Linked DNA regions of Homo sapiens: region 2 is linked to region 1. Evidence: read pairs that join two places in POLR2A ChIA-PET (ENCODE). Cell type or tissue: MCF 10A. All regions are shown on one strand. Links, peaks and the distances in the headings refer to the core of each region. The heading gives the core; the rest is flanking DNA.

Evidence for each region. ChIA-PET counts read pairs that join two places held together with the same protein. Peaks named below come from ENCODE experiments on the same cell type or tissue, not always from the same donor. Only the 100,000 strongest peaks of a DNase experiment are listed, where the experiment ranks them.
Region 2: POLR2A ChIA-PET joins it to region 1 with 5 read pairs; 6 of 35 experiments call an interaction of 5 or more read pairs at or near these places.

Annotation. Positions count from the first base shown.
Region 1 is chr1:226,749,672-226,755,039 of GRCh38, reverse strand. No RefSeq gene overlaps it. Among named protein-coding and RNA genes, the nearest start is that of ITPKB, 13 kb to the right of the region's middle. RefSeq lists an enhancer at 241-740. In MCF 10A, for the core only: no CTCF peak of the experiment used is centred there; no DNase peak of the experiment used is centred there.
Region 2 is chr1:226,655,003-226,660,370 of GRCh38, reverse strand. The region is part of intron 2 of ITPKB (inositol-trisphosphate 3-kinase B); the gene reads left to right. ITPKB-IT1 (ITPKB intronic transcript 1) reads left to right here. Exons shown (of 2, transcript NR_103784.1): 2 at 3,097-4,291. Among named protein-coding and RNA genes, the nearest start is that of ITPKB-IT1, 17 kb to the left of the region's middle. RefSeq lists an enhancer at 597-1,427. In MCF 10A, for the core only: no CTCF peak of the experiment used is centred there; DNase peaks (open chromatin) are centred at 2,010, 3,250 and 3,620.

The DNA of each region.
Region 1 (5,368 bases), core at 74-5,073:
ATCAAAATGGGACACAGAGACACCAAGTGAGCACATGCTGTTGGAAAAATTGCAAAGATAGACTTGCTCGGCTGGGCGTGGTGGCTCCCGCCCTAACTCTTTTTAATTCTGTGAACGCTGAGAGAGATAAGGAAGCTGCAGAAGAAAAGTCAGACACTAAAAGAGGTTGGTTCGTGAGGTTTAAGAAAGGAAGCCACCTTCCTAACATAAAAGTGCAAGGAGAAGCAGCAAGTGCTAATGAAAAAGCAGCAGGAAGTTATCCAGAAGATCCAGCTGAGATAAGTGATGAAGGTGGATACACTAAACAACAGGTAGCTCACGCCTGTAATCCCAGCATTATGGGAGCCCGAGGTGGGCAGATCACCTGAGGTCAGGAGTTCAAGACCAGCCTGGCTAACATGGTGAAACCCCATCTCTACTAAAAATACAAAAATAAGCCGGGCATGGTGGTATGTGCCTGTAATCCCACTTACTCAGGAGGCTGAGGCAGGAGAATCGCTTGAACCTGGGAGGCGGAGGTTGCAATGAGCCGAGATCACGCCATTGCACTCCAGCCTGGGCAACAGAGTGAGACTCCATCTCAAAAAAAAAAAAAAGACTCGCTTGAAGCAGCGTTGTCACAAACCTTCAATTTGTCAAAAACAATATCTGTGAAGTAGAATAAAAGTAGGTATTCTTGTATATGCATGCACGCATGCATGTGTGTGTATGAGAGAGAGAGAGAGAGAACGAGACAGAGCGAGAGACAGAGAGAGCACAAGAGTATAAAACATCCGATGCATCAAACCTGGTGACTACCTTCAAATGCATCCAGAGCCTGCCTCCTTCTCAGCACCTCTGCTCTCCCGCCTGGCCTCACCCCTGCTCCTCCAGTCTGGCCTCCCACAGGAGCCCCCTGAATGCTTTTCCTGCCTGCTCTCTTGCCCCTCCACCCTCTGTTCTCCACCAGCAGCCAGAGGGCTTTTTCTAAAATGTGGGTCAGGTCATCTTACTTCCGTGTTCAAAACTTTCCAAAAGTGTCTCTTCTTGCCCTGGGAAAAGCCCTGACTATCTCCCTGACCTTATTCTCTCCAATGCTCCCTTCTCTCACTCTGCCTCAGCCACAATGGCTGTTTGCTTCCTTGACCCTGCAAGTGTGCTCCTGCCTCAGGGCCTCTACTCTGGCTGTCCCCTCTGTGGGTAACACTCTTCCCTGGTGGCTGAATGACGTCCTCCCTCCTTCCATCCTTCAGATCTCTGCTCAGACATCATCTTAGGCAGAAAGTCTTCCCTGACCACCTCTACAAAATAACTTAGCACTCCCAAGGCCCTCTTACCCTGCCTGTATTGTTCTCCATGTTCTCCACGGCTCTTATCAACATCACACACACCAGACACACACACACGCACACACACACATATACAGGCTTGTTACTCCCTATCTGCCATTACTGTGAAGCCTCTCTGAGGTCAGGACTTGTGTGTGACTCCCTGCTCTATCCTCACAGTCTAGAATACTGCCTGACATATAACTGCTCAGTAACATTTTTTGAATGAATTTGTCTTCTTCCCTTTTTACCTTTAATCACTTTTTTTTTTTTTTTGAGACAGAGTCTCACTCTGTCACCCTGGCTGGAGTGCACTGGCACAGTCTCAGCTCATTGCAAAACCTCCACCTCTTGGGTTCAAGTGATTCTCCTGCCTCAGCCCCCCAAGTAGCTGGGACTGCAGGTGGCCGCCACGACGCCAGGCTAATTTTTGTATTTTTAGTAGAGACGGGGTTTTGCAATGTTGGCCAGGCTGCTCTTGAACTCCTGACCTCAGGTGATCCGCCCACCTCAGCCTCCCGAAGTGCTGGGATTACAAACATGAGCCACCATGCCCGGTTTTTAATCACTTTTTAATTATTTAAAGAAAAAGATGGCTGGGCACGGTGGCTAACACCTGTAATTCCAGCACTTTGGTAGGCTGAGGCGGGCAGATCACTTGAGGTCAGGAGTTTGAGGCCAGCTCTGCCAACATGGCAAAACCCTGTCTCTATTAAACATACAAAAATTAGCCAGGCATGGTGGCGCATACTTGTAATCCCAGCTACTCGGTAGGCTGACGTAGGAGAATCGCTTGAACCTGGGAGGCGGAGGTTGCAGTGAGCCAAGATTGTGACACTGTACTCCAGCCTGGGCAACAGAACGAGACTCCATCTCAAAAAAAAAAAAAAAGAAAAGAAAAAGAAAGAAAGAAAAAAGAAGAAAAAGATGCTGTGAGAACTCACTTGCTCACTTGCCTGGAAGTCAGCCCTGGGGCTCCAGTGGACCCTCTGGGCTCTTTAGTTGAGCAGCCTCCAAGCCTGAGATGCCTGCTTCCCCAGCCTCCGGGGGTGGGTATGGATACACACCTCAGCTCAGCCAATCAGACACACCCACTGGACATTGACACAGAGAAGCAGGTCCATGGAGAAGCCATCTTTGTGGTAATGGTGCCAGCAGCATGGCCACGTCCAGGTTCCAGGAGTATCAGTGCTGCAGCAGGAGCTGTGTTGACAACACCTTATGTGGCACTGGACAAACCCTCAGGAGTGATTTGACCTGGGGAGCCTCCCCCATTCCTGCCCCATCTCCTAAGCTTGATTTTCTGGTATTCTTGATGATTTTATGAGCTCCCCATATCTTTATTATAACTTTATCTTGTGCTTATAGAAGCAATACACAGTTTCTGTTGCTTGCCATTGAGCACCCTGACCACTGTCGGGCCGTGCTCTGTGATGCTTTATGGCAATAAGCACAGCAGGGTGGGGGCATGCAGGAACCACTGGAAAAGCGGTGGCCTCATAGATGACTTCCTAACCTCCTACAACCTATTATACCTTACCTTAATGTGAGCAAGTTGGCATTCTTTGCATCTCATAATTTGAAGTCATTCATCTTTGTGCTTTTCACCGTGTCTGCTCTCTTTGGAGAAGATGTCTATTTTTGAAGCTGCTGGGCATTTGGGAATCCTGCACACAATGTGAGTTGGTTGGGTTGGCATTGTCACCAATGACGATGTGAGTCGGGTTGGCATTGTCAGCACTTGGAGACACAGTTTAGATGGGAAGCTTTCAACCTCAGCATTCATGCCTCAGGGTTCCTTTGGGAGCTACTCTTCTAGCTGCATTTCCAGGAATTTTAATAGAAATTATGTAACAACAAGCACGGAGGCTGTACTCAGGAGAACAAGTGAAGGAAGAGCATCTCAGCCTATTCCCAGCTTCTCAGCTCCAACTTAGCAGGGAGCACATGGCCTCTAGGACAGAAAAACAAAGCCTCAGCCCAAGATGAGCTCCTCCCCTCACCCCTGCTTCTGTTTAAAACACCTGTTTTAACACCTGTTTAAATCGGGTGTTTTAGTTTAGCACAGAGATGGGCACATAATAAATACCTTTAAAAGCAGTCTAGGCTGGGCACAGTGGCTCATGCCTGTAATACCAGCATTTTGGGAGGCTGAAGTGGGAGTATCACTTGAGTCCAGGAGTTTGAGACCAGCCTGGGCAACATAGGGAGACTCCATCTCTACAAAAAAGTGAAAAAATTATCTGGACATGGTGGTGCATGCCTGTAGTCCCAGCTACTCAGGAGGCTGAGGCGGCAGAATCACTGGAGCCCAGGAGTTCAAGTCTATAGTGAGGCATGATCACACTACTGTACTCCAGACTGGGCCACAGAGCAAGATCCTTTTTTTTTTTTTTTTTTTAAAAAAAAAGCAATCGAGTGCTAAACCATTGGCTGGATGATGGGGGAGAGCTCAGAAGGGGAGGAAACACTCCATTTCAGGGCCCTAGAGAGCTGCTAGAGATGGATGATGTAGCCCTGGAACCCCAGTCCCGGCGGGTCAGCAAGTGTTTATCAGGTGGTCACCAAATCAAAGGAGGGTCCACAACATGGAGATGCAAGGTCCTCTTGCTTTTACCACTGAGCGGGCCTTGATGTGGGATGTGTCTGTGACAGTCTTGGCTGCCCTCTAAGGAGAAGCCTGAGGACCAGGCTCTTCCACAGCCGGTTTTGCCTGTAACTTCGATCCAGGTCCTTCTGCACTCGTGAGTCTTGCTTAGGATGTGGCCTAAGTTACTGGCTAAGTTCCAATGTGGCAGGGCCCATGCTAGGGTCTTTCATATACACCATGTCATTTAATCTTTCAAGATCCCTATAGGGTAAGCAGCAATATCCCCATCTTGCGGAGTAGGAAATTGATGTGAAGAGAGGCTACCTAACTTCCAAGTTCACACAGCTCTAAGTGGCTGAACTGGGATTTAAACTCATGTCCAGGCCAGGTGTAGTGGCTCACACTTGTAATCCCAGCACTCTGGGAGACCGAGGCAGGTGGATCACCTGAGGTCAGGAGTTCAAGACCAGCCTGGCCCACATGGTGAAACCCCATCTCTACCAAAAATACAAAAATTATCCAGGCGTGGTGGCAGGTGCCTGTAGTCCCGGCTACTTGGGAGCCTAAGGCAGGAGAATCACTTGAACCCGGGAGGCGTAAGTTGCAGTGAGCTAAGATTGCGCCACTGCACTCCAGCCTGGGCATTGCAGCGAGACTGTCTCAAAAACAAAAATGAAAACAAACAAAAGACTAACTAAATAAACCTTTGTCCACCATGGACTTCTTAACCAAAGGACCCAATGGATAATAAGAATTAACTGATGAGGCCGGGCACGGTGGCTCACGCCTGTAATCCCAACATTTTGGGAGGCTGAGGAGGGCAGATGACGAGGTCAGGAGATTGAGACCATCCTGGCCAACATGGTGAAACCCCATCTCTAATAAAAATACAAAGAATTAGCCAGGTGTGGTGACACACACCTGTAGTCCCAGCTACGAGGGACCCTGAGGCAGGGGAATCGCTTGAACCCGGGAGGCGGAGGTTGCAGTGAGCCGATATGGCGCCACTGCACTCCAGCCTGGCGACAGAGCAAGACTCCATCTCAAAATAAATAAATAAATAATTAATTAATTAACTGATGAATAGGGAAATTTCAGGTCTTCAACATCTTATTCCAGGACCACAGTAGTGGCATTCTAATTGAGCCCCTTGAGGAAGTATTCCCTTAATCACAGATCAGTCCAGATAACCTCTCTTTGACTGTATAGCCCCTGGAGAATACAGCTACCTTATTTTTGTCTTATTATTCTGAGAGAGTTCAAGACCAGTCTCTATCCTTAGAGACAGACTCTAAGATGGGTTGAAGTATTTCTGCCTGCAGGCATCCACGGCCCCGTGTGTGAGTGGGCTCGGCGATTTGCTTCTAAGCAGCGCAGGTGATAGGATTATAATCTTCTAAGCAATGGAGGTGATTATGTCACATAAGATTGCAACTTCCGTCTTGTCAGCAGACACTCTTTGTTGCCTTCT
Region 2 (5,368 bases), core at 214-5,213, 95 kb after region 1:
ATGCCAGCTCCTATAGAGTGTGGATGAGGGAAGGAGTGCAGACCTGAAAGAGTCGCTAAGGAAGAGCATTCTTTGCTGGTGTCTCCAGTGTCCCTGGCTCCTGCAGGATACTGGGGATGCCCACGAAGAGATGTCCCCTGCCTGCCAGCAAGGGCATCACAGATTGAGGGATGGGAGAGTGAGCAAACAGTGACTAACCTGAGTGAAAGGTTGCCCTCCAAACCCTTGAGTGAAAAAGACCCCTGGGGCCTGGGGCCAGCCAGGCTGCCAGCCGTGGGGTCCTGGAGAGAAACCCAAGCAGACCAAACAGGAAATTCCCACAAATATGCCCCCTCTTGTTACTTGGAGAAGTCTCTAGAAAAATCCAGGTGTGAGCAGGTGAACATAAAGCAGTGTGAGCCTTGGTGTAGGTGTGCTTTATCTTCCAGGCCTGGGCCCTTAGCATGTGCTGGGTCCGCAGGGTCCTCTTATCAGCCAGATGCCGGGAGTATTGGATTCCTGCCGGCTGTGCAGCCTGGGGGACATAGAGAAGGTTAGGACAGATCCCCAGTTCCCCAGGAGCCTTCCTGCCACTGGGAGACATGGTATGGCACACAAGAATCACGAAGCACCCCAGCTTCCTTTCCCTTCCCTGCCCCACCTGCAGGTCTGCTGTGCAGGTGCCCTGCTGGGAAGCTCTCCCTCCTCCCTTCTGCGTATCCACATCCTGCATCTCCCTCCAGCTTCAGGGAGGATTCCAGGAGTGGCGTGGGGCTAGAGTGGCCTGAGAGACTTCAGGGACAAGGTAGGGCCAGCTTGCAGATTCCAGGGGATCTGCTGGAAGGAGAGGTAGGATGTGGATACACAGAAGGGAGGAGGGAGAGCTTTCTGGGCAGAGCACCTGCACAGCAGACCTGGAGGTGGGGCAGGTATGGGATGGCTTGCCCTGACGGATTGGAGTGGGCACGCCAGAGAGTGAGTGTGGGGCCGTATCTGGGGGTGGCTCTGTATCCCGGAGGGACCCTGCTCCCTCTTATGGGTGGTCAGGGAGCCTTGGTGAGGCCCTGGGCTGCTCCTGGAGCCCTGTCCTTGCCGTCTGGGCCTTGGGCAACCTCCTTTGGCAGGGTTTAGGGCTTATGGTGGAAGAGGAAGAGTGGCCATGATGGAGGGCCCCTGGGTGCCAGTCTGGGTGCTGCCCTTGGCCTAGAAACTAGGCCTCTAGTTGCAACAGGAAGAAGGCAGCTAATCAGGAGACAGCTGGGCAGTCACTCAGGGTTTTCCTGGTTTTGGCCAGAATGTGCTGCTAGGGGTCGATTGACCATGGTGGCGTCCCTCAAAAAGAGTCAGCCAGGTTGGGAGCTCCAGCCTTCAGCCCGACCAGGTCTACGCACTGCAAACCAGGGACCCGGCAGCCCTCGCAGCCTGATTGGGTGTGGAGGGGACAGAGCGCTCACCTGGAGCTAGTTTAGCTAGCTAGTTCACTGAGCTGGTTCGTGTAGCCCCTGCAGGGGGTCCCGGTCTGCAGGGGCTGGTAAGGACCCATCATCCTCGTTCTCCTGCCCCAGGCCCAGCAGTTGCTTCTGAAGGAGGGACTTCACCAACCCGACAGCGCTCAGTAATCCCTACCCTACGCTCATGGGTTCCATAAAGGGCGGGGGAGAAGAACCTCGTGCCTGGTGAGCAGCGCTGTGGAGGATGTTCGGTGCCATCCAGCCTGCGGGAACATCACACGGCGGGTGGAGACGGGGGATGAAATAAAGCCTTACTCGGGTCTTTTCTGAAAGTGCTTTTGCATTTGGCATTTAGGGGGATTTTCTTGTTTGTTAAAGGGGGAAAGGCAGTTAGTCTTACATCCAGACTTTTATTTTTAGCTGGAGCTACCTGTCCTGCCAAGTCCTTGGGCTTAATTTTTCCGATCCTTGGTGTCTTGGTTTTGAAAGCCCTTCCCCTCCTTCCCTCCCAGCTCCTTTTTGGCAGGGGCAGGTTTCGCTTTTGGCCCCAGCCAGGTTTCTAACCAGGGCTACAGGAGGGAGCTATTGAGCCAGGGGCCCCTACCTGCCTGGGCTTGTACCCAGCTGCCGCCAACCCAGCTGGGCCCTGCCAGGGGGAATACAATGAACAAAGTTGGCCACCGCCTCCACTCTGCAGCCTAGGAGAAGCACCAGGCTTTTCCCCAGTGAAGGAAATAATGATCACTAGGGAAACCCTAACTGCTTTTTTAGAAAGACCAAATGAAGAAGGAAGGAAAAAAGGATTTTTTCCAAACATGGAAAACTCAATGACTCTCACTCAGACTTTTGCAAGAGCAAAACAAAGGCTTTGACACAGAACAAATTCTCCCCTGGCAGGGGCGTTCTTCATCCACTTTCGACGCTTTGTTAGATGTGCCTTCCCCGAGCGTGTGTCAGTAAGGACGTTCTGGGAACAGACTTGGAGGGAGGGGAGAGTAGGCCTTTGTTCAGGCCTCCCCCATCTGAAAGGTCACTCTTCTGACAAAGCCCTTGCTGTTTATGTGAGGCTATTTTATAAATAGGGGGGAAGCAGATAGCCCCAGGTCCGAGAGAGATGATGGGAGCCCAGTAATCCTGTTGGCTGAGACAAAATCCTTGGAATTAAGTGGCACAAACCTGGAAGCTGTGTGACCTTTTGCAAGTTACTAAACCCCTCTCAACATGTTTCATCATTTGCAAAATGGAGACAACAATATCAGTGTTGTGAGAGTTACCTGAGCTATTAGCTTATTAGTATCTAACACTATGTTAGACATGTAACGTGATCTCTTTGCACACACGCAGCAGAGTTCGGCTGGCAATACCGTTTTCGGAGTGTTAGAGGGTCCAGGGATCATTTCCCATTTCTGATATTTTAGAGATTTCCCCTCATCTCTTTTACCCAACAACAACAACAAAGGGAGACTCTTTCTTTACGATTATCTAAAGATAAAAGCCAAGTGATCAAACTATTTAAATAAAAAGAGAAGTGCTGGAGGAAAAAGTAGCAAATTGAGGGAACAAGTCAGGTGAAAAAGAGGCTAAGAAGAGAATGTAAACCCCCTCTAGAAAATGAAATTTGCCAAGCAATCTTATTATTCACCTTGAAAATATCTTTCTTTGGCAGTGCCTAGCAGAGTTCCACATACATGAAATAAGATGCTTTGGGAAATCATTCTTCTTTTTGCAACGTCAGTGACTTGAACCAGAAACTGATATTGACTCACTTGGGCTCTGACTCTTTCCAAGTTACACATCTGGGGGCCTAAGGAACTGCCCCATGAGTTCCCGGAGCTGCGATGGGCATGGGACGGGAAGCTTTGTAAGCAATTAATCACACAGTTAGCCTCATCTGATCACCACTGGCCACGATCAGGCCCTCTGAAAGTGCCTAGTTGGATGCTTGCCAATCTGCTATGCCTTGGAGGAAAAAATCATTTCAATTTAAGAAAATAGACACAGAAGCAAAAAACCAAAGTGAGCCTGGAAGGTTTGCCTGTCTGTGACAGTCTACAGAGCAGCTGTTTGTGCCTGTCACCTGCTCAGGCTCTCACGGTGACTGCATGGGGAGGGCAGGGTGTGTGCATTGATACCTGCCGTGCCCAGTGTACGCCGAGGTTTGCCCATGCTGCAGCTGGAAGGCTGCAGAACAAAGGTTCGTTCCAACCTCTACACTTGAATTGCATTCTGCGTCATCATCCTGCCTTCTAGAACAACATCCAACTCCGTGGGCTGCCTTTTAAAATCTTGATGGAGGGGGAGAGGAGTATGTATGTTGCTTCAGCCCTTAATTTGCAAGGTGGTGAAACCACTATGGGCCTGGCCAAATCAGCAAGAAGGGGGCTGGAGGAAGGGCAGCTGTCTTGGGGTACACTGGGACTGGAAGGAGCTGCCTTCCTGAAGTCCTCCTTGCTTCTCTGAAGTTGTCCCAGCACAGCTGTGGCTTCCGGGAGAGGAATGTCAGGGCCCTGATAAGGAAATGAAGTGGAGCCCGCACCTGCCCAGAATGTGAAATTTCTTCAGCAGCCTCTGACCGGGCTCCAGATGGGCAAGTGCAGCCCCTCCCACACCTGCTGAGTTTGATCTCCCTCCTCCTGGATGCTGTGAGGCTTGGCACCTGCCCAGCCAGGCACTCAGGAAACCTGCTGGGGGTCTCTGAGCGCCCACCAGGGTAAACCAAGGTCCCTTTCTTGTGTTAAAGAGAAGAACTGGGATGGAAGCGTGCCCAGGGCTCTTTGGAAGCACCCAGGAGGGGCAATGGAAGGCTTCCTGGGAAGAGGGTTTCTGGGTTGCATTTTAAAATACACACAGGAGTTAGCTAAGTCCTGAGCATCCTCAGTCATTCTTCTGCAAAGTCCCTAATAGCAGAAGCTGACACCCTTGCGGGCCTAAGGTGGCGTGGGGACAGGTGTGTGGAGCAAGAAGTTGCCTGCAGAACTCCACAGGCCTGAGAGAATATGAGCCCGGGTGCGCTGCAGATGGTGCCATGTGTGGATGGGAGTGGGGGTCACCAGGGCTGCCAGTGACCTGCAGTCCTCACGACATACAAGTGTCTGCCCCCAGCGTCACAACCCTTTCTTCTACCCACCCCAAATTGCACTGAGAAATATAACATTGGTTTGGAGGGGCGGGAATTGGCTGGAAAGAAGACAGGAAGCAGACCCCAGGGGGCATGTGGGCTGAGCTGAGGATCAGACAGTGCTGGCCCTGGGTGGCTTGGCCTCCTGCGGAGAAGGCTGGGCTGGGCAGGGCAAGTGGCCACTGACTGGCTCAGACAGCACTGCAGGGACAGGAAGCAAGGCCAGACTCTGAACAACATGCAGAAGGCTGAGGTCTGGTTGCATCCTCACCGCTCCTGCCAGGCCTTTCCAGGGGACTTCTCTGAGCCCCAAAAAGAGAGCCACAGGTGCCGGTGGCCTTGAGCCCTCCCCTGCCCTAGGATTGAGGAGCCTCTGGTCATTGGCTGTGAGCAGGCCACAGAGGCCTGCAGGCCTGGGGTCACCTGCTGTCTCCTAACGGGGGCCATTTCCTCCCCAGGAGGCAGGGCCCATTTCCTGGCTGAGCAGTCACAGGGCATGAGAAGGGCCCCGAGCTTGGTGAAGTTCTGCTTTCCCCATCATGACATTCTTACTGAATTTTGGACAAGGGACCCCTCATTTTCATTTTGCATGTTATGTAGATGATCCTGATGATAGCTAAAGCATTTTGTAAGTGGGGTGGCCAGAGGCCCACACATCCCCACAGCCTAGAGTAGGGTAAACCTGGGTCTCTCCTTCCCCTCCTTCCTCCCTCTTCTTCCTCCTGCCCTCCTCTTCCTCCTCCCCTCCTCCCCACCTCCTCTTCTTCCTTCTTCTCTCCTCTTCCCTGTCCTCTTCCTCCTCCTCTTTCCTCTTCGTACC